4 separate regions of the Homo sapiens genome follow, and all the other regions are linked to region 1. Evidence: chromatin contacts called from ENCODE Hi-C or POLR2A ChIA-PET data. All regions are on one chromosome and are shown on one strand. Each heading gives the region's core, a stretch centred on a gene start or an enhancer-like site at or near the end of the contact. The rest is flanking DNA. Distances are from core to core; before and after follow the strand shown. Region 1 holds the start of HES1 (hes family bHLH transcription factor 1). Region 2 holds the start of LINC01972 (long intergenic non-protein coding RNA 1972). Region 3 overlaps XXYLT1 (xyloside xylosyltransferase 1). Region 4 overlaps FAM43A (family with sequence similarity 43 member A).

Region 1 (5,934 bases), core at 1,021-3,520:
GTCACCCAGAGTCAGGAACCACTGAATCTCATCCGGGACGAGATCTGGCGAAATCATTGACAACGTTATCTCAGTGGGGAGCTGGGAGGCCGGAAGGAATGAAGTGTCTGAGAACCGTGCGCCAGGCCTCCGGGACGCGGGAAGGGCTGAGGGGGCGGGAGGCCACATCAAACAAGACGCTGGGCTCCCGGGCTGCCCGGAGCCGCGAGCCGAGCTCCCAGGCGGCGGGAAGGGCGGAGGGGGGGTGGGGGCACGGGGGCCGGCGACCCGGGCAGGCGGGAGGGAGGCGGAGGAGGCGGCCGGCCGGCCCAGGCAGTGCGCGCCGCCCGCCCGGCTCGGCAAATCCCCCAGGGAGGCCGCCGCCAGAGCCCTGGCGCTCCCGGCCCGGCGCCCGCCACGTGGCACCCGGCGGCGGCGGCGGCGACTCCTCCCGGCGCGCGGCCCGGCCAGCAGGCAGCACGCAGCCGCCCGCGCCGCCCGCCTCCTCCCGGGCGCCCGCCGGCGGCCTCCCGGGCGTAGTGAGGGGGAGCGGCCCGGCCGCCCGGGACCCGGGGAAGGGGCGGGCGGCGCGAAGCCGCTTTAACCGCAGTCGCCGAGCGGAGGCAGGAGGCTGACCCGGCCGCTTCCTAAGTGCGGTCAGGCATCCCGTGACCGCGGCGGGCGCCCAGGGCCCCGCGGGGAGAGGGCGGGGGCGAGGAGCAAACTTGGAGGCCCCCACCTCGCCCCCGGGCTGTTGCGAATGCGGCTTTCGGCCGAGTGAAAACCCCAAGCCCGAAAGTGAGGGTGGGGAGGCGGGGGTTGGAAGAATTCCCCACTCTCCACCCCGGGTGTGCGCTCCCCGCCGGGAAGAGCTGACCTTGGCCTGGGGAGGCGGGGGTGGGGAGAGAGGGTAAGCGCCGGGGCTCGGCTCCCAGCCCGCCGCCCCCTCGGATTCCTGGCCCGGCGGGGCCGGAGGAGGGGGCCCCGGACACACACACACACACACCCCCCACACGCAGCGCGCGCCAATGAGCCCGGGCCAGGCGCAGGGGGCGGGGTTTTCCCAGGCTCGAGCACAGCAGCTGCTATTTACCTTCTTGGCTTCTCCCGGGGACCAGGAACCGGCCCCCGCTCTCCGCCGCCCGTCGCCGCCCCCCGCCTCCCTGCCCCCGGGGCGCGCGCACACACACTCACTCACACACGCACGCACACACACATCCTCCCGGCCCGGCCGCAGCCGCGGCGGCAATAAAACATCCTGGCACGTGCTCCGGCTCCAGGCGCGCCCACGCCGGCCGGCTGATGTCAAACTGCAGCTCGGCTGGTGTAGCTCTTAAAGGGCCCGCGGGCGCCGGGGGCCGAGGCCGCCCGCGGGGCGAGGAGGGAGAGGCTGCTTCCTTGCCCGCCACCTCAACGCGCCGCAGAACCTAAAGCCTACGGATGAAAAGGGAAAGGGTGGTGAAGGAGGGCGCGAGTCCCTGAGTCATTGCCCTCGGAGCCCCCCTTGTTCATTTTTTCATTTGAAATACCGTTTCCTTCCACCCAGTTGGAAATTATTCTGATTGTTTCCTGGGGAAGCCCGGGGTCTAAGGCCCCAAATCCAAACGAGGAATTTCTGAAAGACGGGGTGGGGGTGGGATTCAAGAACTACCTTGCTCCGAAAAACCTGCATTTGTGAGGTAGAAGGCAATTTTTCCTTTTTCTGCATGGAAACAGGAAAATTTTTTTGGCCCTTTTCCTTTACCATCTACTTTCACCCTCCTGAATGTAAAGTCTGAGCGGGAACTTTAGATGTGTCGGTAACTCACATTCTTACACCCGTCCCCCCCTCCCCCCGCCCCCTTTTAACCACTGCTGTTTTTTTCTTTATTGTTTATACCTTTAAAAAAAATATGTTTCAAATGAACTTACTACAGTCAAAGCAGCTCTGTTACATATGAGAGAGGGCATAAAGAGCAAAGACCCTGGCTCCAAAAGAAATAGACAAGATCAAGACCAAAGCGGAAAGAAAAAAAAAATCTCTAAACCAAAGCCCAGAGGGAGAGTAGCAAAGGGTTAAAATCCTTTTGATTGACGTTGTAGCCTCCGGTGCCCTGGGCTCAGGCGCGCGCCATTGGCCGCCAGACCTTGTGCCTGGCGGCCAATGGGGGGGCGCGGTCCACGAGCGGTGCCGCGTGTCTCCTCCTCCCATTGGCTGAAAGTTACTGTGGGAAAGAAAGTTTGGGAAGTTTCACACGAGCCGTTCGCGTGCAGTCCCAGATATATATAGAGGCCGCCAGGGCCTAGGGATCACACAGGATCCGGAGCTGGTGCTGATAACAGCGGAATCCCCCGTCTACCTCTCTCCTTGGTCCTGGAACAGCGCTACTGATCACCAAGTAGCCACAAAATATAATAAACCCTCAGCACTTGCTCAGTAGTTTTGTGAAAGTCTCAAGTAAAAGAGACACAAACAAAAAATTCTTTTTCGTGAAGAACTCCAAAAATAAAATTCTCTAGAGATAAAAAAAAAAAAAAAAGGAAAATGCCAGCTGATATAATGGAGAAAAATTCCTCGTCCCCGGTGGCTGCTACCCCAGCCAGTGTCAACACGACACCGGATAAACCAAAGACAGCATCTGAGCACAGAAAGGTAAGGGCGGTACCTGTATCTCTTTGCAGCCCCTCAAAATTAAGTAGGGGTTGGGGGGCTTCTTTCTGTCTTGAAACCCCGGGATGGCAGATTCCATGGGAACACAGAACTCTTTTTTTTATTTGCAGTCATCAAAGCCTATTATGGAGAAAAGACGAAGAGCAAGAATAAATGAAAGTCTGAGCCAGCTGAAAACACTGATTTTGGATGCTCTGAAGAAAGATGTAAGTGGGGAAATGCTGCTCGCTCTTTTAATTAAAAAACAAACACTTTCTCAGCTACTAAGAGTGAAACCCCCCGCCCTGCGGGGTCTGGCACTCGCTGGTACTGCGTTCTCCCAGGCGGGAGGGCCCGGCCTTATTCGCTGGGGTCCAGAGATAATGCTTGCGCTCCGTGGCCGGGAGGAGGGACCCCCAGCACTCTGAAGCAGCTGACACGGGGCTCACTTTCCTTTCTTGCCTACTCTATGCAGAGCTCGCGGCATTCCAAGCTGGAGAAGGCGGACATTCTGGAAATGACAGTGAAGCACCTCCGGAACCTGCAGCGGGCGCAGATGACGGGTGAGGGCGGCTCGCCGCGTCCCCCTGTGCGGGCGTCCCGCTCGCCTCGCGGTGATTTCTTCCAGACTTCCGCCCGTGGTTGTGAGAGGCATTCAGCTACATTTTACTGCCTTGGCTCACTCTTGCGTTCCCACGGTCTGGGGCTTATTTATAGCCACAACTCCAAGTTGTTACTGTTCCGGAAAGGGAGGGAAAGAGGTTGCAGCCGCGAGGGTGGCGGGCGCCGGGTAGGGGCGAAAGGACTTAGGACTGTGGCGGTTTGGAACTGCGTGGAGCCTGGGGGTCACTGGTTTAGCACTCCTTCCCGTTGCAGAAGGGGAAATGAGGCTTGGATGATGGATTGGGAGGCATTGTCCAAGGTCACATCGCGCGCGGGGGTGGGGGTGACAGATCTGGGGCTGAGATAGGTTTAAATGCAGCTACAGGGAATCGGGAAGGAGTGGCTCGGCTTTTGGCAGCAACGCTAGTGTGGAGAGGTGGCTGGTTTTTTCTAAACCCATCTCACCCTCCCTGCCGGAGGCAGTTTCACGGGCGCATGGTCAGGGAGGCGCGCCACAGGGACCTCCCAGGGCGGAGGCAGTGGCCACGGGGCCAGGGCCGTTCGGTGACCCGTCTGTCTCTTTCTGGCCCGCAGCTGCGCTGAGCACAGACCCAAGTGTGCTGGGGAAGTACCGAGCCGGCTTCAGCGAGTGCATGAACGAGGTGACCCGCTTCCTGTCCACGTGCGAGGGCGTTAATACCGAGGTGCGCACTCGGCTGCTCGGCCACCTGGCCAACTGCATGACCCAGATCAATGCCATGACCTACCCCGGGCAGCCGCACCCCGCCTTGCAGGCGCCGCCACCGCCCCCACCGGGACCCGGCGGCCCCCAGCACGCGCCGTTCGCGCCGCCGCCGCCACTCGTGCCCATCCCCGGGGGCGCGGCGCCCCCTCCCGGCGGCGCCCCCTGCAAGCTGGGCAGCCAGGCTGGAGAGGCGGCTAAGGTGTTTGGAGGCTTCCAGGTGGTACCGGCTCCCGATGGCCAGTTTGCTTTCCTCATTCCCAACGGGGCCTTCGCGCACAGCGGCCCTGTCATCCCCGTCTACACCAGCAACAGCGGCACCTCCGTGGGCCCCAACGCAGTGTCACCTTCCAGCGGCCCCTCGCTTACGGCGGACTCCATGTGGAGGCCGTGGCGGAACTGAGGGGGCTCAGGCCACCCCTCCTCCTAAACTCCCCAACCCACCTCTCTTCCCTCCGGACTCTAAACAGGAACTTGAATACTGGGAGAGAAGAGGACTTTTTTGATTAAGTGGTTACTTTGTGTTTTTTTAATTTCTAAGAAGTTACTTTTTGTAGAGAGAGCTGTATTAAGTGACTGACCATGCACTATATTTGTATATATTTTATATGTTCATATTGGATTGCGCCTTTGTATTATAAAAGCTCAGATGACATTTCGTTTTTTACACGAGATTTCTTTTTTATGTGATGCCAAAGATGTTTGAAAATGCTCTTAAAATATCTTCCTTTGGGGAAGTTTATTTGAGAAAATATAATAAAAGAAAAAAGTAAAGGCTTTTATGTCTTCGAACTGATTCTTCCAGAATATGTAAAAAGGCTTTTGGTGGAATTTGAATTACATGTAATTGGTAATTCAGGAATTGACTCTTTTGTTATTAAAAGAACATTTGTAAAAATCCATCAAACTTTTCACCAATCCTCCATGAACTAAAAAGACTAAATTCCATTTACTTTACAAGCAGCCATCTGGTAAGGCTTCCCTGATAAACTTGTGGTCAGTCTCTTAAAGGATTTCCAAAAAAAATGTTTTTAAGTTGCAGTCGGGTAAGTCTGCAGCCCTTGTTCTTCTAGCTCCTCCTGAGGAAGATTGAACAGGACTAAATTCACGAAGCTAATGGATCCAATCCTATTGCCCATTGCACGTTAAGGGTGGTTCCTGCAGCTCTCCTCTCAGGGTAGCTCACCAGCATCCAAAGCAAAAACACTTCCAACTGCTGCGCCTCCTTCAAGACTTGGGGTCTTCATTAATTAGCCAATCCTTTGGTTCAAATAAGACGTTCCCTAGCACCCAAAAGTTTCCTCTCCGCACCCTCTTAAAGCAAGCTGAAAAGGTCAACAGATTCCTTCTGCCAAGGGACAGTTAGTTAGACTCCCAAGTGGAGGCCGAGCCCAGATGATTAACACCAGACATGTGTTTTTGATAAGTTTCTGTGCTTGGCTCTAATAGAGAAAGCATGTGGGGGCTGTGCTGGCAGGCACACAGGCCATCTTCCCCTTTTAATACAAACAGCAAGCGACCCCTTCGCTTGGTCATGCCCCATTTCCAGGCAAGATGTGGGCTCCAGATAGAAGCAAAAGGGTTGTCTCGGGTTTCAGCTCACATAACCCTCCTTAACAAGTCCTAACTCAAAGCGGACAGCTTTAAACTGTGCCAGGATCTGCAGGGAATTTCTTCCAAATCCCATCACAAAGGCTTGTCAGATTTTGTCAGATTTGGCCAGGTGTTTGACTGCATCCAGGTGTTGGGGAAATGAAAACCACGAGCCCTGCGAGACCAGACACATCAGCCGCGCTGTGGGTCTGGCGGGCGCGCCCTCCTCCCCCACCGCCGGCCAGTCCTCCTCCCCCCCGGCCCCTCCCGCCAGCCTCCTCTAACCCCCCTTTTCTTAGACCGGCTTCTGGGAGGAGAAGGATGAGGCGGGAGAGATCAATCTTTGAAGCTTTCCTAACAAAGATAAAGCCAACGATTTTCTGTCTTG
Region 2 (5,823 bases), core at 508-3,007, 630 kb after region 1:
GAAACCAGAAACCTTACGCTGTCTTCACACTTTCGCAACTTCCTTTTATTGGCATAATTTGAGCAAGTGTGTGTGTGAATGTGACTCTTGCCAGTTAGTTTTGCACCACTGGAGAGATGTGAAAGTATTTGCTCTTGCTGAGATGCAACGAGGGGTCGGGTCAGTGCTAACTTGACTACTCATTTCTATTTGACCTTGCAGAGAAGGTTCTTTCAAGAGCACTTAAAAACAATAGCCTTGCTGGGACAAAGTGAAAAACACTGTGAGAGCCTAGAATGTGTACACTGGAGAAAGACACAACAGGACACGAGAGCTGTCCCAGATATCCGAAGGGGGCTACCTGGGGAAGGAAGCAGATTCATTCTGTGCAGCCCAAAGAGGTGGAACTGGGCTGGGAGGGAGGATGTGGGTCTAAGCAAAGTGCCCCACGGACGCCGCTGTCTAAGAGCAGTGCTGTTAGCTCCCCATGGGTGGGGTTGTTGCAGCCGAGGCTGGGGGGCTAGTTGGCAGCCATGCTGCAGGAGGGGACACCAGCCTTGGGGGAGAGCCGTCTGTTAGCTCCTCACTTCTCGGGTCTTGCCCAACCCTGCCTTCATAAACACTAGAAGAATCCTCCTTGTGAGTGGGATGATATGCCCAGGAATGTTGTGGTAGGGCTAGGAGAGGACAGGGAGAGTCAGCTGCCTTGCCAAGAGCCCAGGACGGGAGGTCCTGGGCCAGGTGGATAGCACCTCCCTCAGCCTCAGAACTCAGAGGCTGGCTCAGAGCCAACACCATTCTGCCCAGTTGTCAATGAAGACTTTCACTCTTAAGAGGGTGAAGGGCAAAACCTAAAGGATTTTTCCAACAGTTGTACTCTGATTGCGGAAACCAAAGGAAAGAGTCATGGGTTCTGACGAAAGGTTAGAAAAGCTTTTGGGAGGAGAAGGCATTGAACCTTGATGAGTGGGAAGTTTAACTTCTGGGAAAGTTAAACTGAAATTCATCTGAGCCGCATTATGCTCTTGGCTGTCCTTCCTTTTACCCTATTCAAACCAATGTAGTCAGCTTACCTCCCGTCTTGGGCAGGGCCTGGGGTGGGAGTAGAGCTGGGGTGAGGTGGGACCACAGTGAATCAGACCCAGCCCCTGCCCACCAGGACCTGTAGTCTGGTCACTGATAATCCAGTAGAAGGCAGTAAATTGTGAGTGCCATAGAAAAGGTACCTTGTGGGGGGCTCGCAGGACAGACCATCACACCTGGCTGGGGATCAGGAATGCTTCATGGGGCAGTTCCTCTTTGAGATGTGTGCTGAGGGATGGGCAGGGCTTTTGAGTGAAGGAAGGAGGGTAGATGTGAGTCTCTATTATAATTCTCCGGCAAAAATATTCTGGTTTCTCTCTCTTAGTGGGTAGATTGGTAGGAAGATAAGGTTGGTTTTGGTAGGCTTTTTCTCTTTCAGGTATCCGATACCCACTCCTCACCTTAAAAGATATCTGTGTCTGTTAACTGTCCTTCTTAGGTCCAGAATCAAACTCATCTGTCAATGGGCTCCATGGATAGGGACCAGCAGGGGAGTTAATGGCCCTGGAGACAGAAGGGGCAGGAGGTCAGGAGTCAGGGCTTCGGGAGCAGCCAAGGGGCATTGGGAGGAAAGAGACTGCAGAGAGACTGAAAGGTAACTCATTACGTGACAAAGACTTACTGTTATTACTGATAATTTGCAGCAGGCACTGTGTTGGGAACTGGGTATCCTAAGATGAGGATAGCAGGGCGTCTGCCCCAGGGACCCCCCGCACGGAGGTGGCTGTGTCGGCAACAGTGGTGTCACAGTAGGTAAGTGCAGCGAGCAAAACAGGCCACAGAAGTGCGCACTGGTCCACGGTGACCCCAAGGAGGACATGATCCCCCTTGTCTGGGAGGTAAGGACAGCAGGCAGCCCACCTGCAGCTGGGAGTGGTGATGGGAGAAGCTGCCGGGCTGGCTTCTTGCAGGTCGGCTCTTAGAGTTGGGCCTTTTTGGCCAATTAAATGGTCTCACCTCTCCCTTAAATTCAAGAACTTTCTCCATGAATTCTCAGTCCTGTGCTCACCCAGCCTCTGCTGCCTCTTTTGCTGTTGGGTGGCTGTGGTCGCCACAGGTTCTGCTGCATTTTAGAGACCGAGTCAGCCTTCTGGACTTCCCACCTGCTGGGTAAAACTCAAGTAACATGTGAGAGCCGCGCTCCTCAGGCCCCACCCCCTGTGGGTGATTGATTTCTAAGTAGGGGAAGCCCGCCCTCCTCAGGTCCCACCCCTTGTAGATGATTGATTTCTAAAGTAACAAGTGAGAGCCAAGCTCCTCAGGCCCCACCCCTTCTGGATGATTGATTTCTAAGCAGGGGAAGCCCGCTCTCCTCAGGCCCCACCCCTTGTAGATGATTGATTTCTAAAGTAACAAGTGAGAGTTGCGCTCCTCAGGCCCCACCCCTTGTAGATGATGGATTTCTAAGCAGGGGAAGCGCGGCCGCCCCGGGTTAGACACGCGTCTGTTTGCTTGCAGATGTGCACACACTGTCTCCGGCTTCTTCTGTGGCTTGGTAGAAGCCCCAGCTTTTTAACTTATTAAGCACAGCTCTTCCCTCTGTAGGACTGCAGGCAGGACAGTCCTCTTCCCGGGCTCACCGCAACATTCAGTAGCTGCTTTGAAGGAACAGAATAAGGTTGCCACATGCCAGTCTGTCCTCCGATCACTTCAGGGTTCCACTCACCGTGGGTTCAAGGCTTCTTTGATTCTTTGTTTCCTTTAGTTTTCATTCTCTCCTCTTCAGAACAAGAGTAGATGGTTCGGTGTATGCAAATATCACAGTTCCAGGTAACTTGAAGGAGCAGTTTGGATTTAGGTATTCATTCTTACTTTTATAGGACTGTAGATATCTCTTTATGCAAATAAGACTTACTATTGTATTATAAGAGCAATAACCATGCACTGCTTCAAATGACATCATTTACATTTTTATTTTTGCAATAAGAATATATTTAGGCAACAGAATCAATGCTGCTTTTTGAGAGGTATTTTCTAATTTCTAATGTTGATGGGTTCAAAGACTTGCTATGAGTACATGGGTCACAGACACCACCTCATGCAAAGCAGAAAGGAAATAAATCAAGGAATGAGAACGAGAGCCAACACCATTCTTTCTTTCTTTTTTTTTTTTTTTGAGACAGAGTCTTACTCTGTTGCCCAGGCTGGAGTGAAGTGGTGCAATCTTGGCTCACTGCAACCTCTGCCTCCCGGGTTCACACCATTCTCCTGCCTCAGCCTCCCGAGTAGCTGGGACTACAGGCGCGTGCTACCATGCCCAGCTAATTTTTTGTATTATTAGTAGAGACAGGGTTTCATCATGTTGGCCAGGATGGTCTCGATCTCCTGACCTTGTGACCTCCTGACCTCGTGATCTGCCTGCCTCGGCCTCCCAAAGTGCTGGGATTACAGGCATGAGCCACCGCGCCTGGCCGCGCCAACACCATTCTGCCCAGTTGTCAATTAAGACTTTCACTCTTAAGCAGAGTGAAGGGTAAAACCTAAAGGATTTTTCTCACAGTTGTACTCTGATTGTTTGTGGAAACCAAAGGAAAGAGTCATTGGTTCTGATGAAAGGTTAGAAAAGCTTTTGGGAGGAGATGGCATTGAACCCTGATGAGTGGGTCATTTGGGTAAACTAAAAAGTGGTGGTGGGGAAAGGAGGAGGGACGTAAAGGGGGAGCAGACCCCTTGGCCCACTGCCCGTGTCCCCTTGGCTTTTCACTGGTGCAAGCTGAACTTGCATGCCGAAGAGTCCATGTCCCTCCCGCCCAGCAGAAACCCACACCTGTGACTGATGGGAGTGGTGGACAAATACCCACAACTTCCTCTCTCTACTCTTGGCTGAGGACAATTCTGAAGTGAGCCCTACACTGTCTCCCAGGTAGGATCAACTGTTAGTTGCTACAATGGGAACCTGCTGAAAAAAGTACCCTTTATTGACTTCTTTTTGTTCCCCACTATCCTGCTGGTTTTTTCTGTCCCAAATATACTTGCACTTGAATCCTTGTCTAAGGGTCTGAGAATCCAACCTAAGATAAAAGATGTTTCAGTAGCTGGAACAAAACATGTAAATGGAATGGGTTGGGTGTATTTGAAAGGCATGAATGCTCCAAGGGGGCTAGTGGCTTGGAAGTTTAGAAGGAGATGAGACTAGAATGATAGGAGTCATGATGTGAAGTATCTGAATCCTGAACAAAATAATCTAACTTTTTTGTAGACAATGGGAAACCATGGGGCTGATGAGGGTGGTGAAAACTTTCTCCAAGGTCTGCAAGCATCCGCTTCTCTGGCTCAGGCTCATGGGGCTATTTGCTTCTCTTTCAGCCCCTCCATTCTGAATCACTTACTTGTTAGGGATTCTGCAGGATGCACCTATGGTCCACCAAGTTGGTGTCTGCTTTTGAGGAGAACACTGAATTTCTTCTGGAGCTTCTTGAGCTTCTTTGTGGAAAGAGCTAGGGTTTTTGGAAAAGGCCAGACTTTTGGAACAGTATAGGCTATTTTGGCATTAATTGGATTCTTCCTCATAGGCAGAAGAAGGTGAGTGGCTGGAACTAGTCATTCTAGTTCTTACAATCTCAGGAGGAATGTTTGATGCAAAGGAGTCAGACAGCTGTAAGAAGAGCTCAGCTCACTGAGTTTGGCATTCCTGGGGGCAAATAGGAAAAGACTTCCAGCCAGTGTTAGGGAGTCAGATGGCAGTTGCTGGTGACATTAGAGCTGTTCACCAGGGCTTCGCAGGAGGGAAAGCTGTCCATCAAACAACACCCTATCTACTGAGGGCCTCCTGGGCTTTGGAGAATGCCCCTCAGCCCTGGTGATTATCTGAGACAGTGGGGGGTGTCCAGGAAGTTTGCAATAAGGAGGCGCAAGAGGCTGTTCTTGTTCATCCAAAAGAAGTGGAAAGGAGACAGGGAAGTATGTCTGCTTTGTGGGGAAGGCCCTGGTGCTGGCTAACAGTAAGCAATGTGGTCTTGTAATGCTAGTGGGCAAAAAGCAAAGGGATGTCAGCAATCCAGCCTGTGTTTGTTGAATGCATTTGAGTCAGGTCCTAGGCTGGGCATTGAGCGAGGGAGTCAGGAGAAGGAGCAAGATAAGCCCAAGGAATTCATGGTCAGGGGTCATCAAGAAGGTATACGCACATCTAACTGTAATTCCAGATGCAGTCTGACCTGAGCCATGAAGAAGTGCAGAGTCCCCAAGAGGCCAGAGAGCTCACGTCTGGTTAGAGTCGGGGTGTTTGATGGGAAGATGAAAGGAGGAGCTGGCATCTGAGGTGAGCCTTGTGGGATGTGCAGGGTTTGGATATATGGAGAAGGGCGTCGGGAGATGGGGAGTTTTATTCCCAGGGACATTATTGGGAGGGACTGAAGAATCACTCTGGGTCCAGCTCCTGGGAAGGGGTTCTTGGCTCACTGCCTGCCCTAAGGCCACCTTTCCCCTGTGTAAGTTCCCCCTCTAGTCTTTTAGTCCTGGCACTTGGGTCCAGGAGCAGGAGTCCTGGCTCATCTTAGCATTTAGGGAGGCCACATCCCCTCTCTGGGGCACTGTTCCACCACTTAGAACACAAGGAAGTTGGGCTGGTCAAAGAGTATCTGTGTTAGGGAAGGGCTGTCTAGTTACATCCTCCACCTACCCTCGGTGAGAGGCACCGCTGGGCTTAGCCTGGTTTCTGACAGGAGCAGGGATGTCCCATCCCTCAAGGGTGTTCAGGTGTGTGTGGTAGGAAATTCACTGGAATGGCATTCTCTCACATTTTAGAATTCTTTCAGAGTAACA
Region 3 (6,062 bases), core at 1,724-4,223, 980 kb after region 1:
GGGGACTCTAAAAACTGTGCAGAAGGGAAAGGGAAGGTAAGTCATTGAGGGCTGACCATCTCCAGGACCAGGTAAAGGCTGAGACGGAAACACACTTGCTTGCCTGCCTGACCCAGAAAGCCTTGTTCTCCTTTCTGGAACCTCGGGAGCAAAACAGGCAAAGGTCCCACAGGTGATTGGGGGAAGAGCAATCCAGATGGCAGATAATCCTATACAATAATGCTCAGGCACACCAGGGGTCAGAGAAATGAAACAAAGTAACAATGAAGTGTTACTGCCCACCCATCAGCCCAGCCAGCACAAACAAGGAAATCACAACTGATGCTACGGGGATGTGGAAACAGGTGCCTTCATGTACTATTAATGGAAGTGAGAATTGCTGTAGTTTATTGGGAAAACAATCTGGAAACATCCTATATATATATAGTGTATACACACACACACACACACACACACACACATCCCCTTCAGCTCAGCACTCCTACTCTTGGGAATCTATGCCTGGGAAATAAAAGCACTAGCTCGGAAGGACACATACACACACGCGTCCATATGTACAAATGAGAATGTTTGTGGAAGCATTATTTATAAGTGAAAAAACTAGAGATAAAATGAATGCCATCAAAGTAAGAATGTTGAATCAGATGTGGGCCATCCATCCTATGGACTACATTAGCAGAATGAAATAAGAGAGGCATACCAGTGAACTTGAGGGATTTTTCTATGAAGTACTGATGAGCAAGAAAAGCAACATGCAGTAAATTTGATTCATATGATCTCATTTTTATAAAACAATTTTTAAAAACTTGTACATGTATCTATGTGTTGATGTGTGTCATAAGTGTCTATGACTTTTATAAGCACAGATAAACATATGGGAGGATTCCAAGTTATTAAATGAGTTATTTGGTGTGGAGTAGGGGTCGGGGTAGCGTGGAAACAAAGGGAAAAACTCCATGCACCCCCCTCTCTCACGCACACATGCATGCACACATCCAGGGAAACAATAAGAATGAGGGGTCCCTGGCCCTCTTTCCCTCTGTGGTGCCTGCCCGGAGCTCAGCTCTTGTGGGTAGCTGTCACTACAGGACACTGTGGAGGGGACTAATTACATGCCAATAAGTGTAAAGGTCAGTGGCCATCTCAGTGCCACTCAGCACTGGAGTTCCCATTCCTGGGCCCCTGGGCCACAGCCTCCCCGTCGGAATAACACTTGGAAATTTCCAGGAAGAAGAAATTCACTCTGCTCAGGGCAGCATGTTCTACTTTTTGAAAATGACTTTTTAGTGAGTTCTTTCTCACATGATGCTGAATTTCACCCCTTAACGCTTCTGCTCTCTGCTCCACGTCCTGCCCCCTAGAGCCACAAGGAACAAGTACATTTCCTGTCCCATATGAAGACAGAGATAATGCCCCCCTGGGCTTTCTCTTATCTTAACTAAACATCCCCAGTCCTGCCACCGGTGCTGAGCACTCATCTAAGGCATTTCCTGATGGCAGGTCAGGTTCTTACTCCTCCAGTGAGACACAGGGATTTTGATAAGATGCAGGCGAAGACCCCAAATCTCCAAGCCTTCCCAAGGAACAAGTCAGCACTACCCCTATCAGAAAAACTCTGAAGGAGATACAGAGCAGGGTGGGGAGGAAGGCAGTTCCAAAGGTCCTTCTAATTTCCTTAGGAGCCCCATGGCCCGTGGCCACCACTAGCGTGACTACACAATGACTGCCTCCCAGCTTCCACACCGGGCTCCCAGTGCATGTCACCGAGCTTGCCTGGCCATGACTCATGCAGGAAAGGCTGCACAGGTGACGCCAGGTGTGGACATGGCAGAAGGAACGGAAGATGAGGTTAGGCTTGGCTTCCTTGCAATCACCTTCTGAAGGGCTGTGGGCTGCAGCAGGGGCACTGGGCATTCCAAGCTGGGGGAGAATGCAGCCTTCACAGACTTGCCACAGGCACCTATGCCCCAGGGGCATACACAAGGGACTGCAAAGGGAGAAATGAACCATGGTGAGTTAAATCTCATTAATGCAAAACCTACCAACCCAGAATTAGAGAGACCTGGGCCTGGAGTTGACAGCGCCAATCCCAGAAACAGCTTTCACGGGTAAAGATACGAGTACACAATGTTTCAGAATTCCCGAAGGAGGTGACGTAGTAAACTTTCGAAACGTAGTTCCCTGAAGGAGGAATCTTCAGTGGGGTTCTAAGAGCACTGCGTTCCTCTGGGGCTCTGTCATTAGCTGTACATCAGCAGGCAGGTCACCTCTCTGCTTTGAGCCTCAGTTTTGTCTTTGAAAAAATGGAAATAAGCCCAGGCGCGGTGGCTCATGCCTGTAATCCCGGCACTCTGGGAAGCCAGGGCGGGTGGATCACGAGGTCAGGAGTTTAAGACCAGCCTGGCCAGCATGGTGAAACCCTGTCTCTACTAAAAATACAAAAAAAAAAAAATTAGCTGGGTGTGGTGGCACGCGCCTGTAATCCCAGCTACTCGGGAGGCTAGGGCAGGAGAATCACTTGAACCTGGGAGGTGGAGGTTGCAGTGAGCCGAGATTGCGCCATTGCACTCCAGCCTGGGAGACACAGCGAGACTCCATCTCAAACAAAAAAAAAAAAAAAAAAGGAAATAACATATATAGTGAAGCTGATATAAAAATCCAATAAGGGAAATCACATAAAATGACTATGTGACCTTAGATTGCTGTATAAATATGACTTTATTGGTCCTGCTGAGGACAGGCGATGAAGGGTATCCAGTAAGGGACCTGGGTAGCTGCTATGAAATGAGTGACTGGGTGATAACATGAGCCACTTTTCCCAACAAGAAGACAGAAAGAATGGATCAGAAACCAGGAGAGGATTCCAAGTGAATCAAGTGTAAACACACTCCTAGCCCGGGCCCCGCACAGAGTATATGGCCTGACAATGAAGCGATGGCTGGAGCTACATTCCACGACAATGAGCTGGATGCCCCCAGATGAGAGGAGGCCTCCGAGGGCTGTTTCGTCCTCACTCCGCAGAACAATGCTGAGTCTCCCGAATGCCTCTTTTGTTCCATACGGCACAAACATCACAAACATCTTTTAACCACCCTGTGTTTTCCTAGCTGTTTGTTCTTTTCTCAAAGGTCCTAAGATCACAGAATCATCTCCAAGAACAATAGCTGGGGAGCCTGTTCTGCAGTTGAAACAACAAGGTCAAGGGGTTTGTGGCTGAAGCAGGGAAGGCAGGGGGAGGTCAGGGGCTGGGCGGGGCGGGGGGAGCAGCCTGTCCCTGCATTCCCTTGGGATGGGAAGTTCCCACTGGGCCCGCAGGATTCCTGCTCGTGACTGGGGTACCGGCTGCCTGTCTCTAGGATCAGATTCCACTCAAAACTCACATGCTGTCTCTTTTCTCTCTGAAAACAAAAAGCTTAGATTTCTCCTCTGTCTTCAGCCTAAGGCCTCTATCCAGGTTCCACGGACAAGATGATCTACTCAAAGGAGGGCAGAGCCTGGGCGTCCAGCAAAGGCCTCACCCCCACCCACTCTGACACAGTAGCTGCCCCATCCTCCTGGGGGTGCCCCTCCCAACCCCACCACTGCCCTCTGCTGCTCAGATGCCCCCCCCGCCCCAGCCCCCATGGCCACAGAGAAGGAAAGCCTGGTAAAGAGCTTCAGGCTGGGCATGGAATCCTGGCTCCACCACATCCTGGCTCTGAGGCTGGCCTTGAACCATGTGTAAACCATCTGTGCCTCAGTTTTCTCATCTGGAAAATGGGAGTAATATTCATATTGACCTTACAGCATTGCCGTGAGGATTCAGTGACACTCCATATAAAGCAAGCATTGAGCACAGTGCCTGGCACAGGGTGCACCCCAATAACATTAACTAACATTATTATTCCTGTTCAGCTGTAGCAACAGAAACACCCCTGTATTCCCATGACTATCGTTAGCATTGCTATTATCCCTGCAGTGTTCTCCTCGGATGGCTCCATGAAAAGTGCTTAGTAACTCTGAGAGTGAAACCCATTTCATTCAGGATTCAGAGTCAGGATTTCCCTTCTCCGTGGCTCCGTCACTGAGCACCGACTCTGCGGGGTCCCGGAGGGGAAGACAAGGCAAGCTCACGGCACCTGAGAAGCTGGAAGAGCACGGAGAGGGTGTGCGGCCTGGCTGGCACAGCTCCTGCATGTCAGGCCAGCCCCCGCCCTGTTCCCAGACAGTCAGGGTTCCTAGGGCTTACTCCCCCAAACCCTCACCTGCAAATCAGGCTCGTGGTGTTCCCCTACCTCCCTGGGGCTCACAGGCAGGAGAGTGTGAGGGTGTGTGACGTGTGTTGGAGCTAAGATTATATAGCTGGGTGGCCTGTGGGCCACACCTAGCCTGCTGCTGCCTCCTCCGTGAGCACCCCCATGCTCCCAGGGCCCAAACACCCGGGAACCACAGCACACCGGCCATGCCCTTGGAAATGCTGCATCTACCAAAGCCTCCCTGAGCTGCAGGAAGGCCTTGGCCGCCCAGCCATTGAGAGGTCTATCTTTTCACCCGAGGATGTGATCTGCCCTCTACTCAGGCTACACCTACCGAGGCCTTCCAGGTAGAAATTCAGCCAAGGCCTGCCCCAGCGTGTGATTCAAAGGACAAGATGGTGATGAGAGACGGGGTTCCCTCTTGTACAGAAAGCCTTGGGTTGGTGCACGCAGGATGGATGGAGACTGACGCCCACCACCCGCATCTCTGCTCCTTTAACTCCTTTTGGCCTTCATACCCTCCAGGATGACCTCCCAAGACAGGGTTCCTCTAGATATTTTGCTCCCCTGCTGAATTCAGAGCCTCTGAAGGCTCCTCTTTGCTGCCTAGCCCCAAATGACGTTCTCATCTTTTCTGCCCCTACGCCCCACTCTAAAACCTTCCTCAGTCACACTGAGCATTCCCTCATCCCCAAACCTCCTCTGTGCTTTCTAACCACTTGGGTTTGGAGCTAGCAGACATGCTGGTCCTATTCTGGAGAATGGCACCCAAAACAAGAAAGGCTGAGGGCCTCGTGCTGAGACTCTACAGGAGAACACTCGCCAGGTCGGGGACTCAGGCAGCTTTATTCCAGCATTCTAGCCCTACCATCAACTGGCCCTGTGACCTGGGCAAGTGGCTACCCCTCTCTAGGCCTCAGGATCCCCATCTATAATACTGGGTGCTGACCAAGTCATCTCTAAAGGCATCGTCTAGCACTGGGCCTCCAAGAGAAAGCCCAGCCTGGACCCTACATTGTCATCCTCCATTCCTCTTGTCTTAGTTCAAGCTATTATAACAAAGTACCACAGACTGGGTGCCCATAAACCACAGAAGTCAAGTTCTTACAGTTCTAGAGGCTGGGAAGTCCAAGACCAACGTGCCCACTGATTCTGTGTCTGGTGAGGACTCACTGCCCAGTTCACAGATGGCTGCCTTTCCCCAGTCTCCTCATATGGTGAAGGGGTGACAGAGCTCTTCAGGGTCTCTTTCATCAGGACACTCATCCCATTCATGATGACCTAATCACTCTCCAAAGGCCCCACCTCCTGATACCATCACACTGGGGGTTAGGATTTCAACACATGAATTTTGGGGGGATACAATTATTCAGTCCATTGCACCCCTCAGTAGTCTAAAAGGGCTGAGGTTAAAAACGCAGATGGGAAAAGTAAGGCTCTGATATCTCCCCATCCTCCAGACGAAGGTGGAACACCAGCTCAGTGTCTAGCTGGAATGTAGTACTGAGTAGTAGTACAGCAGTACTGAGTAGTACTACTTGGTAGTACTGTAGTAGTAGTACTCAGTACTCAGTATCAGTACAGCAGCTCAGTGTCTAGCTGAGAAGTCCAGCTGGAAAGTACCCCATGCCTGAGCACCCCAGAGCTGGGTCCTAGGAGAGCCCACAAACAGGTGAGAAGGGATGAGTCCCAAGGTCCTTCGACTCCACAGGAAGGGGGAGGCGACTGCCAGCCCCAGCACCACAAATTAGCCAGGAAGCTGAGAGAAAGAAGGAAGTTTCCAGCTTTTTTGGTTTCACATTATTGACGGCACGTAACAAACTCCCC
Region 4 (5,751 bases), core at 928-3,427, 550 kb after region 1:
ACATAACTGTGTTCTCAGAGCTGAATGTTTATATCTTTTGCTGTGCAAAAGAAACATGTAAAATGTTGTTCAGTTGTATATACAGAAATGTGTATAAAACATTTTGTTATTTTTTAAAAGTAGCACTGTTCTGGTTCTGTTTGCACGCCAGTGGGGAGAGAATAAAGAGGAAAATTTAACAGAACAGGTGAGCGTCTGGAACTGCTGCGTTGGGGTGGGAGAGGCTGTGTCTGACCCTGGGATGGTGTCATAAGACAGTCTTTGGCCTTTCCTGTGCTTGGAGAGAATTAGGGAAGGAAGGTCCACTTTATGCGCCATCTGGGGCCTTCCTGGACCTCCACAACTCTGGGTGCTGTGTCTGGGACCAGCCTTTTCTTGTATTATCCTGTATTTTTCAGTAATTAAGTTGTGTGATCTTTTTCTGGTCTTTTGGAGAGGCCACGGTGAGTTCCATATCGCACTCCCAGACCTGTGAGGTTATTTATGGAGGAGTGACTTCCAGATCTGCTGAGATTTTACTACCTCCTTCTGTGGGCCATGCTAATAATCAAGCGTAAGGAGACTACCTTATCTTTTCCTTTACAAACAGCTCAGGGAGCTTTAAAGATGAACTAGAAACCCAAAGAGGAGTTCTCTGAGGAGTGGGGCCATCTCTGTTTTTCCTGGGAGGAAAACCAAGGAGAGAAAAGTTGACAAGTTCCGATCCTGGTGTGAGTGAGTCACGGTGCAGGTGGGTGGGTGGCTGGGCAGGCTGCAGAGCCCATTTCCTTCCCTTCTACAACCCAGTGTGACCCAGTTGGGGGATGGCGCGAAGGTCGAGGGGGAGAGGAGCTGTTAGAGCGCGGTATGGGTGTGCATGTTTCAGCGCTTTCATGCTTTCTGTGTGTTTGTTTCTGTTGTAAACTCCAAACAGATGTCTCTAGTTTGGCTACACCCGATCAGCTGGAAGTTGTAATAAGATGCTGCCAAAACTGTGCCTTCTGCAAATTATATTTTCCTTTTGCCCCTTGAGGCCTCTCTTCCTGTGTTGCAGAAATGGATCTCACTCCTGGCCTTCCCTGGTGTCCTGAGGCCACTTTGCTTTGTTTTCATCATAAATATGTTCTGAGCAGCTAGACCCAGAAATCCTAAGGAGTCTGGAATTCACTGGAACCATAGAGGAAAGAGGGGTGAAAGATTTTCTTCCTAATTAACAGGAATGGTTCAGGCATAGAACTATCTTTAAAAAAGAAAAGCAAAGGGGGCGAGTGGAAAATATGTGTGTGTGTGTGTGTGTGTGTGTGTGTGTGTATATATATATATATTTTTTTTTTTTTTTTGAGACGGAGTTTCACTCTTGTCACCCAGGCTGGAGTGCAATGGTGCAATCTCAGCTCACCGCAACCTCCACCTCCCGGGTTCAAGCGATTCTCCTGCCTCAGCCTCCCAAGTAGCTGGGATTACAGGCATGCGCCACCACGCCGGGCTAATTTTGTATTTTTAGTAGAGATGGGGTTTCTCCATGTTGGTCAGGCTGGTTTCAAACTCCCGACCTCAGGTGATCTGCCCACCTTAGCCTACCAAAGTGCTGGCATTACAGGCGTGAGCCACTGTACCCAGCTGAGTGGAAAACATTTAAAAAAAATTCAGTCTTAAGGGCCTTAGGACGTCCAGGCCTTTGAATCTATTATATTTTGGCTTGGTTGTGCGTCCCGATCCCTCTCCCTGAATACCTCAGATACACATCATTGAATGACATTAAAAACCCCAGCTAGAGAGAGGTCAGGAAAGTCCAGTCTCAGCCCAGCCACCCATCCCAGCCCTTCCACACCAGTGTGCTCACCTGATAAGCAGACGGCTGTGTGGGCCATCACTAGCCTGCGTGACTAGATTTCACATTTGAAATTATTCCCATGCATAGCCAAGTTCCTCTGCTGTTTGAAACTGATGAAGAGATGAGACAGAGTGAAGATAATATGGCTAATACTTGGGAGACAGGGCAGGGTCTGTGTGTCTTCATTCTTATCTAGTTTAAGTGTCCTGTGAGAATGCCAATGTTGGCTTTCATCTGTGACTGACAGGCATGTGGTGGTTGGTCCAAAAGTTCAGGCAAATAGTGTTGAAACCAACACCATCAATAAATATAAAGCAGCCATCTCTTTAAAGTCTGATATTTCCTCTCATGTGATTTATAAATAGGAAGGGGGGCTTGAAGGTTGAGGAGGAGGAAGAAGAAAATAAGCAGGCTGGAAAGAGCCAGCTCCCTTCCTCCTCCGTCTGTGCCCTCCCCATCTCTCCTTCCTCCCCTCTGCTTTTTGGCATCGATCCCCACTGCACCTCAGAGCTCTGACTGATGTAATTCTAGAAGAGATGTGAAGGTGACACGTGATTCACCTCTTCTGACTTCTCAGTCTTCCAGGGATGATATCACTAGAGTAAGAAGAGATGTTTTGAATGAAAATAAAAGAAAGACCCTAAAACTACTTTGCTCCTGGAGCTCAGAGGGAAAAGAATGGAGCGACAAAAGCAAAGCTAAGTCATTAGATAAAATACACCTTCCAGAAAACACCTGAAGTCTGGTTTACTCATCAAATTTAGCTTTTCTTTCCTGCAAAGTGAGGCTCATGTTTCTCCATGACTTAACCTGATGGTACTTTAAATGCACTGAGACACTTTCCACGTTCTTTCCCAGCCTAGGTAATCCTCCGTGTTCAACAATGCAGCATCGACTGCATGAAAAACAGGGTGACTCCCGGCGGCACGCGGTCCTCCAGGGGTGGCAGCGTGAGTCTGGGAGGAGGCATTCATCGACTCCTCACAGCACAAACATCCCATGTTCACTTCTACCATTTGTCGCATATGTAAGCAGGAAGGTGGGAGGAATAAAATGGCATAAAATAAACAATAGTATTTCATACCCTCCCAACTATGACAGCTTCAGAGAACCCCCTCCACACACACGTGTGTGGACACACATGGTTTCCCTAAAGAAACACCTCTCACTGCCCCACAGTCAGCAGAACAGATTTTAACCAAATTAGAAAGGCTCTGTTATACTAAGAAAGCACAATTCCCTCCCAGGGGACAGAGCTGTTTTTGAGGGTTCTGCTTGTGAGTAGAGAGAGAACTGGTTGGAAGAATCTACCCCTGGCACCATACTGGAGATTTAAAAATCTCATTGTAGTTGCCAAGGATCACGAGAAACATAGAAATTCTATTAGGAGCAAGTTGCCGTCTTTTTAAACAGGATTTAGTAATTTAATAAGCAGAACTCTTTCCTCTGTGTGGTATGCATCAGTAGTCCCAGCATCTGCTGCTAAGTGATGCATGACAGAGCTAGAAATGTGCACGGACTGCTGGGGTAGGAGCCATGACTGACACATGGGGAACTACTCAGGGCTCCAGGCAGCCAGGAGGGTGCTAGGCCCAGGGCGCTCTGCACTCTCTGCTCCAGGCTTGTTGCACATGTCCACTGTCTTAGTCCGTTTCGTGTTGCTATAAAGAATACCTGAGGCTGGGTAATTTATTTATATTTATTGATTTATTTATTTTGAGACAGAGTTTCACTCTTGTTGCCCAGGCTAGAGTGCAATAGCATGACCTTGGCTCACCACAACCTCCATCTCCCGGGTTCAAGCGATTCTCCTGCCTCAGCCTCCCGAGTAGCTGGGAATATAGGTGCCCTCCACCTCACCCGGCTAATTTTGTGCTTTTTTTTTTTTTTAGTAGAAACAGGGTTTCACCATGTTGGTCAGGCTGGTCTTGAGCTCCTGACCTCAAGTGATCCACCCGCCTTGGCCTCCCGAAGTGCTGGGATTACAGGCATGAGCCACCATGCCTGGCAAGGCTGGGTAATTTATAAAGGAAAGAGGTTTATTTGGCTCAAGGTTCTGCAGGCTGTACAAGAAGTGTGGTGCCAGCTTCTGCTCTGGTGAGGCCTCAGGCTGCTTGCACTCATGGCGGGAGGTGAACTGGAGCAGGAATCAAATGGCAAGAGGAAGGAAGCAAGAGATAGGGAGAAGGGCAGTGCCAGGCTCTTTTGGACAACCTGCTCTCGAGTGAGAGAGAAATCACTCATTGCCTCCGTCTCCCCACAGGGAGAGCATTAACCTATTCATAAGGGATCCACCTCCATGACCCAAATACCTCCCATTAGGCCCCACCTCCAACACTGGGATCAAATTTCAAGAAGAGATTTGGGGGAACAAATATCCAAACTACAGCGGCCACACCTGGATCTGGCTTGACCAGTAGCCGGGGCCGTTTCTGTTCCTTCTGGCTCACCCCTGTTCGTAGGCCCAGTGTCCCCTAGACCAAACCCCCACTGCTTGCTCTAAAGCTCTTGTGACCCAGTTTGAGCGCCTTGACTAACCATCGTCTTGGTGGTTTGAATGGTGAGAAGATGGCCCTGGAACTTGGCACTCCTTCCTTCCTCTTTCTTGAGCTGCTCAGTGGTACCAGAAAAGGACCTTGTTTCTAACCCTCCATGGGGAGTGACATTTCTGAAGGCCTCCTCTTCTCCCCTCCTCTTCATCTCTACCCCTTCCTCCTTCTCCAGTTCACACCTCATTCCCCTATGGCACAGCTCCCCATCTGAATTTCTCCTTTCCACAAACCTAGCTGATATCTTATATTGCCTGAAAGAAAAGATAGCCCAGGCTTTAAAGGAAAAGCAAACCAAGCACAGAGGCATCAGCCAGCACCAATCCTGCAACTCCAGGGCATGCTAAGGGACCAAGACCCACGGGTCCAAACTCCTAGACTGATGCGCTTTTAATAGGCCTCCAGTTATTTTATTTTATTTTTTTGAGACAGAGTCTTTCTCTGTCACCCAGGCTAGAGTGCAGTGGTATGATCTTCACTCACTGCAGCCTCTGCCTCTGGGGTTCAAGTGATTCTCCTGCGTCAGCCTCCAAGTAGCTGGGATTAGAGGCGTACACCACCACGCCCAGCTATGTTTTTAAATTTTTAGTAGAGGCGAGGTTTCGCTATGTTGGCCAGGCTGGTCTCGAACTCCTGACCCCAAGCGACCCGCCGGCCTTGGCCTCCTAAAGTACTAGGATTACAGGCGTGAGCCACTGCACCCAGCCTAGGCCTCCAGTTTTTCTGGCATATAAATAAATTGTTCCCTTTGGGATGGCAGAAACTGGCATTTGGATTTCCCCTTACTTTCCCCCTTATTTGTACTCCCACATTTCATACATGGTAGCTGCTTGATGAGAACTATTTCTGACATTGTTCAGCAACCCCCCCCCCACCCCCTACTCCCCAGACCAAGTGTGAATGAATATGTACTAGATGCATGACGCTGGAGGTAAAGAGGCCGGGGGTCTGTCTTCCTGGGGAGAATGCTGCCGGTGGGTGGGGTGCAGCCCCCAGGGGAACTTCGTCTTCTTTTGCTCCCACCCTTGGTATCTGGTGTGGTGAGACCCCATCCTAGAAGAGTGGATCTAGTTTGTGGGTGGAGAAGCTCTTGCCATTGTATCATGGATATGAATCATTTGTGTCCTTCCTGGTTGGCTGAATTCTTCAAGGACAGGCATATGTCTTAGGCAGCTCTGATTTACCTCACTTAACATGGGGTCTGGCACCTAGTAGGTACTCAGGAAATGCAAAGGAAGGAGTAAAGGAGTGATTCCACTCCAGGAGAGAACAGGTCTAATCAAGTTCAAGGTCATTGTCCAGAAGTAGGAACCAAGGTTTCAAGGATATATGTTTGGTGAGGAGGGAAAATTGGAAATCATTCAATTCCTCACCTCTCCATGAGGTATA

Evidence for each region. Hi-C counts contacts between places; a loop is a spot of excess contacts on that map. ChIA-PET counts read pairs that join two places held with the same protein, here RNA polymerase II (POLR2A). Pooled maps may share reads with other maps.
Region 2: a map of naive thymus-derived CD4-positive, alpha-beta T cell shows a loop between it and region 1 (5-fold over the local background). The contact joins the promoter of LINC01972 here to the promoter of HES1 in region 1. A Hi-C loop is called at or near these places in 1 of 168 maps with a recorded cell type or tissue (naive thymus-derived CD4-positive, alpha-beta T cell) and 8 of 50 pooled maps. POLR2A ChIA-PET finds 5 or more read pairs at or near these places in 1 of 52 experiments (BJ).
Region 3: a map with no recorded cell type shows a loop between it and region 1 (4-fold over the local background). The contact joins the enhancer-like site here to the promoter of HES1 in region 1. A Hi-C loop is called at or near these places in 8 of 37 single-sample maps with no recorded cell type and 4 of 50 pooled maps.
Region 4: a loop to region 1 is called in a map of naive thymus-derived CD4-positive, alpha-beta T cell, with 8 times the contacts of the local background. The contact joins the enhancer-like site here to the promoter of HES1 in region 1. A Hi-C loop is called at or near these places in 1 of 168 maps with a recorded cell type or tissue (naive thymus-derived CD4-positive, alpha-beta T cell), 3 of 37 single-sample maps with no recorded cell type and 9 of 50 pooled maps.

The regions. Positions count from the first base shown.
Region 1 is chr3:194,133,878-194,139,811 of GRCh38, forward strand. HES1 (hes family bHLH transcription factor 1) reads left to right here and starts at 2,271. Exons shown (of 4, transcript NM_005524.4): 1 at 2,271-2,611; 2 at 2,740-2,835; 3 at 3,084-3,171; 4 at 3,806-4,855. The coding sequence starts at 2,504. The coding sequence ends at 4,356. RefSeq lists silencers at 349-628, 699-1,238, 3,965-4,164 and enhancers at 2,229-3,428, 2,238-2,397, 4,195-4,384.
Region 2 is chr3:194,766,952-194,772,774 of GRCh38, forward strand. LINC01972 (long intergenic non-protein coding RNA 1972) reads right to left here and starts at 1,758. Exons shown (of 3, transcript NR_146990.1): 1 at 1,685-1,758; 2 at 1,464-1,566. All of the region lies in intron 3 of LINC01968 (long intergenic non-protein coding RNA 1968), which reads left to right. LOC105374292 (a long non-coding RNA gene) reads left to right here. Exons shown (of 6, transcript XR_001741084.2): 3 at 5,205-5,320. RefSeq lists enhancers at 2,249-2,543, 2,659-2,758 and a silencer at 2,389-2,488.
Region 3 is chr3:195,116,683-195,122,744 of GRCh38, forward strand. The region is part of intron 3 of XXYLT1 (xyloside xylosyltransferase 1); the gene reads right to left. Among named protein-coding and RNA genes, the nearest start is that of MIR3137, 15 kb to the right of the region's middle. RefSeq lists enhancers at 619-1,161, 1,162-1,702, 1,436-1,495. Within about 2 kb of position 2,974, at least 8 of the 41 ENCODE cell types and tissues checked have a DNase peak (open chromatin) inside an H3K27ac peak, as active enhancers do.
Region 4 is chr3:194,688,854-194,694,604 of GRCh38, forward strand. It overlaps FAM43A (family with sequence similarity 43 member A), which reads left to right. Exons shown (of 1, transcript NM_153690.5): 1 at 1-184. Among named protein-coding and RNA genes, the nearest start is that of FAM43A, 5.8 kb to the left of the region's middle. RefSeq lists an enhancer at 727-846. Within about 2 kb of position 2,178, at least 8 of the 41 ENCODE cell types and tissues checked have a DNase peak (open chromatin) inside an H3K27ac peak, as active enhancers do.